Regions from separate parts of the Homo sapiens genome. Here region 2 is linked to region 1. Evidence: chromatin loops called from intact Hi-C (ENCODE). Cell type or tissue: GM12878. All regions are shown on one strand. Links, peaks and the distances in the headings refer to the core of each region. The heading gives the core; the rest is flanking DNA.

Region 1 (2,816 bases), core at 133-2,632:
CAATGGCTGAGGAAGGAAAGAACAATTTCTCTGAGATTTATGTCACAGAGAAAGTGGCTATGATATGTATGCCATTATTGAAGACTAGATCAACAGTTTTAGGTTACAAACCTTTCCCTTGCAACATATTCTTCATTTCAGGAAGGGGTACCTGAAAGGAAGTAGGATGAACCATTAGGACCCTATATTAGGGGAACCTGTAGGGCCACTGCTTGCAAGAGCTCAACTGTTAGGCTTTGGGATCTGTTACCATTTCAACACCACTTTTGGTTCTCTTCTGCAAAGTGCCTCCACGATGTCTTCAAGTGACTGGGAGAAGAAACGGCATATGAAATATGGTTAATCCTGATTATATCTATGCACATGTACCTACACTAAGGCTCAGGGGAGAATTTAATGTTGGCATTGAACATTTATTAAGTTGGCAAATGTTCTGAGGAAGTAAAAAGTATAACTGTCATGTAACTTGAGGATGTGAGAGCAGCTACCGGTTGCATCCTCAGATCAAATAGGGCTGAAATTAGTCATCCAACTGGAGTCTTTCAGTTGTCGAAATACTGCAGAAGAAAGTGAATTTAAACTCTAAAGCTGAGAGGTGGACAGACATGGCTAAAATGTAGATCTTAAATTGGTCTGACAGGGAGATAAGGAATTACGGTCCTCATATATTAGGCATTTACTGAATCAGTTCAATCAATATTTATTTCCAGCAAAAAAGTCTCCTAATATTTCAGCTATTAAAAACCTTGAGGTGTTAAACTCACATATTCATTTTCCAAGATGCTAAGTGTGGTGCCTGTCATCATTTGTGCATGTCATGCCTTCCTGGCCCATTGTTGCTGTGAAAGGACATAAAGTAATTTAGGCCTAGGCATTAAAGTGGAATTGGAAGATCAAGAGAGGACTGCACTCATACCTGCTAAATGTTAAGCCACAGAAGGTTCCAACAGACTTGGATAACACCTTAAGTCAGAATCCACTGGACTTCAACATCTCTCAGCTGGGAGTACCCTAATTAACTAACAATTCAGAACAGCTCTGCAATTTAGGATTTCTGTCCAGCCAGTGAATTGCCCCTCAAAACAACTTTTTCAAGAAATCTCCTATTAAAAACCTGAACTTGCCTTAAAGGACACTATTTAGTGTTGCCCTAATTCAGTGTACCTGAATTGCAATTCTTTTTTTCCCAAATATACTCTACTTTCTTTGGCATCTGTGTTGATTTTTTTCTTAGTTAATGTAACAACAGAACTGCCACATCAGTGCAGGGACTTCCTGAGGCCTTCTAGATGCTCTCTGTGATCTATTCTTAGTTCTCTGTTTTCCTGGTATTGCTTCATATTCAGGTCTAGAATAGCATCAACCACCTTCAGTTTTGCAGTGAGTTAGCTTTTAAATTGCTTCAAAGTGCTTTCACAACTCTCTTAATGATCATTCTGGGAAACAGCCAGGGTAAGTGATCCTCCTGCTTCATTTAGGATGAAGAAACAGGTGCTAAGAGTGAACAAATGATACACCTAATGAATAAGTGTCAAAGTTGGGCATTACATTAAACATCTGCCATACTCCTCTCACATCCCCTTGGCTCACCTTTTTGTCCTGGACATTGTTGAGGCAACAGGCTCTACACAGGTGCCCTTACCAGCACTTCATCCCAGCTGTACTATGCGTCTGTCTTGCTTGTTATCCCAGGGATTCTCTGCTTTCTAGTGAGACTCCTAAAACAGAGAAAATAAAAACCCTCCAGTGTTAATTTTAGCCTATGGAGGTCAGGCTGTTCCCCTGTTTTCTCTCTGGTTGACAATCCTGAAGTGTCTTCTATGTGGTTCCTTAAAGCATCCCCACCAAGACTAAGCCCCAGTTACCCACAGGCATAGCCAGCTGAACAGCACACTCTTGGATTAGCTCTCCCTCCTTCCTGTTTTACTCTTCTCAAGGGCCCCTCCCCTGTTCCCTGGATTCACTTCCCAAAATAAAATACTTGCTTTTCTCTTGCAAATTTAAGTTCCTTATAGATGGTGGATATTAGACCTTTGTCAGATTCATAGTTTGCAAATATTTTCTCCTATTCTGCAGGTTGTTTACTCTGTTGATAGTCTCTTTTGCTGTACAGAAGCTCTTAAGTTTAATTAGATCCTGCTTGTCAATTTTTGCTTTTGTTGCAATTGTTTTTGGTGTCTTTGTCATGAAACCTTGCCCATTCCTATGGCAGGATGGCATTGCCTAGGTTGTCTTCCAAGGTTTTTATAGTTTTGGGTTTTACATTTAAGTCTTTAATCCATCTTGAGCTGATTTTTGTATATAATGTAAGGAAGGGATCCATTTTCAAGCTTCTGCATATGGCTAGCCAGTTATCCTAGCACAATATATTGAATAGGGAGTGTTTTCCCCATTGCTTGTTTTTGTCAGCTTTGCTGAAGATCATAGGTGTGTGGCCTTATTTCTGGGCTCTCTATTCTGCTCCACTTGTCTATGTGTCTGTTTTTGTACCAATACCGTGCTGTTTTGGTTACTGTAGCCTTGTAGTATAGTTTGAAGTCAGGTAATGTGATGCCTCCAGCTTTGTTCTTTTTGCTTAGGATTGCCTTGGGTATACAGGCTCTTTTGTGGTTCTACATGAATTTTAAAATAGTTCTTTCTAGTTCTCTGAAGAATGTCACTGGTAGTTTGATAGAAATAGCACTGAATCTGTAAATTGCTTTGGGCAGTATGACCATTTTAATGATATTGATTCTTTCTATCCATGAGCATGAGATGTTTTTCCATTTGTTTGTATTTTTTATTTCTTTGAGCAGTGTTTTGTAATTCTCATTGTA
Region 2 (2,816 bases), core at 301-2,800, 140 kb after region 1:
CCACTATATTTCGAACACAGTAATGGGTACTGAGGGAAACAAAAATGAACAAGGCACAATCCCTCCCTCCACACACTCATAGTCTAATGGGAAATATTTGTGTACATAATTAAAATGTTATAATGGTGAGTTTAATAATAGAGATATAAACACAGTATTATTGAAATGGGGGTGAAGAAGGAATTCTAACATGGAGTAAAGAAAGAATTAATAGAGTTGGTCCTTAAAGGATGAGTAAGATCCTGGTAGCAGAGAAAAATGGGAAGGACCATTCTGGGCAGAGAAAAAGACACAACGTTCTGAGGTCTGGAAGGGCATCAAGGGATCAGGTGGTGGAGGGAAAGAATTAGAAGACCACTGGGGGAAAAAGAAGAACAAAGTGGAGGGTTTTGAATGCTAGGCTAAGGAGTCAAGCAGGAAAAGTGGGCAAAGCAAATAGGCATAAAATAATAAAATATGATAACAAAACTATGCACAGTGGAGCACAGTTGAGAAAATATGTTGAGCCAGGTCTTTTAGAATTTTTCAAAATGGAAAAGAGAAGCAGCAGAAAGAGGAACTAACATGAGCAAAGGCACTGGGATAGTACTGATGATCATTTATTATCACTATGTGTGTCAGGCACTGTGCTGAGCATCCTACCTATATGATCACCTTTTATTTTGCAGTTGAGGGAGGCATAATTTCCATTCTACTGATATAAAACTGAGATCCAGAGAAGATAAGTAACATGCCCAAGGCCACATAATAGTGGACTTTATATGAACCCATTATGCCATAAAACCTTCAATCTGAGAAATGTAATGATACATGATACATGAGGACAATAGTAAGTCAAGATGGTTAACATGTAAAATTTTTTAAATTGTAAATACCCTTTATTGAGCAGCTACTATTTTGCAGGGAACTTTATATGTGTATTAAATCAATAGCTTGAAGAAAAAATTGACCAAAGTCACCTAGTCAGTAGCAAAGCTAGAAATTTCTCCCACATGAAAAGGGCAGAGGGATCTGGTGAGGGGAGGGAGAGAGGACTCCAGTCATGACTTTTCAGAGCGGTATCAGAGGAAAAACAGCAAAGAAGTTTCGGAAGCTATGGATGACTACTACACTATTCTGTGCCTACTGCCACTGACCCTTCTTACATAATGCAAACAGGAAAAGATCCTGATTCGGGGTCAAGAAGGAGACCCTACTAGATTTGAATTTTGTTGAATTTGAAGCATATTGGAAACGTCCAGATGGATATGCTCAATGAGTCAGCTGCAAATAGCATCAGACAATATTTGGTAAGGGAATATCTTATAATAGGCAATGGTGGGGCAACTGGACCAGAAACTATAACGAAATGTGAAGCAATGGCCAAGCTTCCATTCCTTCGGAGGAGGCAGCAGGGCAAAAACCAAGTCTGTCCAGGGATGCCATGATTTCATCTAGTTAGGAATGAGGAAGTGGCAGTCCTAGAGTTTCAATCTGGGGTAAGCAAACCAGGGATCAGGGCAGAAGAGCTGGTAGGATATCAAATACTAAACTTTGAGTAATGCCAGGTCGTAGAGAATGAGAGGAAGATATGGTCTTCCTAGCGCCTGAGGCTGGTAGGGAAATAGCAAGTGGGTAAGGATACTGAGTGAGATTCCCCCTACTTTTGGAAGGGATCCAAGAAGTCTGAGACATCAGAAAACTCTATGTGGCTCTCAGAAACCATTCAGCAGCCTACAAGCTTTACAAAAGGCGTGCTGATCCAGAGGCGCCCCCTTCAGTCATGTTCATGACATTTTAATTTCAGCAGATGCTATTTAGTCTTAAACTTACTGGGATTCTGAAGAGGCCAGAGGGACTTGCCTGACAACACCGGTTGCTCATGAACAATTAAGCCCGCTCATTTATGTGTTCAGGTAGCCTTCCGGGAGGGGGCCAGGCTGGCACGGTTCTGGCACTTGGGGTAGAATCAGAGCTAGAAATGGAAATCATCTACCTGGAAGCTGTGCTTCAATCCCAGAGTGCATAAGATCGGTCAGCAATAGAGGCTGAGAAAAGGACCAAGGCTTGGAAATGCTTCCCCTTAAGGACTGATCAGAGGAAGGAAACTAAGGAAGATTCATCAGAGAAGTTAAAGGCAACAGAGAAGAATGTAGCTTCCAACGTTTCCTCTCTCTTCTTCCCTCATTTCCTGTGTATCCCATTTATTTTTAGTTTTGATCTGTAACTGGAACAAACCTTCAAAAAGAAAACTGCCCTCTCTGGAAAATGAAGGTAATGATGCCTCCCTCGGGGGGAAGTTGTGAGAATTCAGTGGGATAATGTAGGTGTCTGCATCTATTTGGTTCTCAATCAAATGTGTATTAATTCTCACCACCCCAGCATCACTGCCCACTCTCCCCTTCCCAGGGGTTAACGTGCCTTCGTTTATTAGTCCTTTGCTCTTATCATCAAAACAGAAACAAGTCTGATTAAACTGGGTGTGACTGATTTCTACATACAGGCTTAACAGTGAGAGAGAAAAAAAGAAGCAAGTCTTTGGTTTTCAAATCAGCTTTCACAGTGTATTGAGAAGGTGCTCTTTGGCTATACCCTTTTATGGGTGAGAAAATTGAAATAATCGGCTGAGCAGAAGTGCCTTCTCCAAATTCATAGTTGTAGTCTGTGCCCTGGCCAACACTTTCCCGCCCATTGCTTACCATTTGGGACATTCCAAGAAGTGGAAATAAGCAAGATAATGAATCATTTAATACTGCTTATCCTTCCAATCCTGGAGCAAGCCAGTTCCCCAGAATCATGTGGTAAGATGTCTGTTGCTTAGCTATTACACCCCAGCA

What was found. Hi-C counts contacts between places; a loop is a spot of excess contacts. Peaks named below come from ENCODE experiments on the same cell type or tissue, not always from the same donor. Only the 100,000 strongest peaks of a DNase experiment are listed, where the experiment ranks them.
Region 2: it touches region 1 in a loop (1.8-fold over the local background); 3 of 110 quality-filtered maps call a loop at or near these places.

Annotation. Positions count from the first base shown.
Region 1 is chr3:108,291,741-108,294,556 of GRCh38, reverse strand. No RefSeq gene overlaps it. Among named protein-coding and RNA genes, the nearest start is that of HHLA2, 3.4 kb to the left of the region's middle. In GM12878, for the core only: no CTCF peak of the experiment used is centred there; DNase peaks (open chromatin) are centred at 491 and 1,426; H3K4me3 peaks cover 1,081 bases; H3K27ac peaks cover 1,228 bases.
Region 2 is chr3:108,152,500-108,155,315 of GRCh38, reverse strand. No RefSeq gene overlaps it. Among named protein-coding and RNA genes, the nearest start is that of LINC01215, 29 kb to the right of the region's middle. In GM12878, for the core only: a CTCF peak has its summit at 1,756; a DNase peak (open chromatin) is centred at 1,641.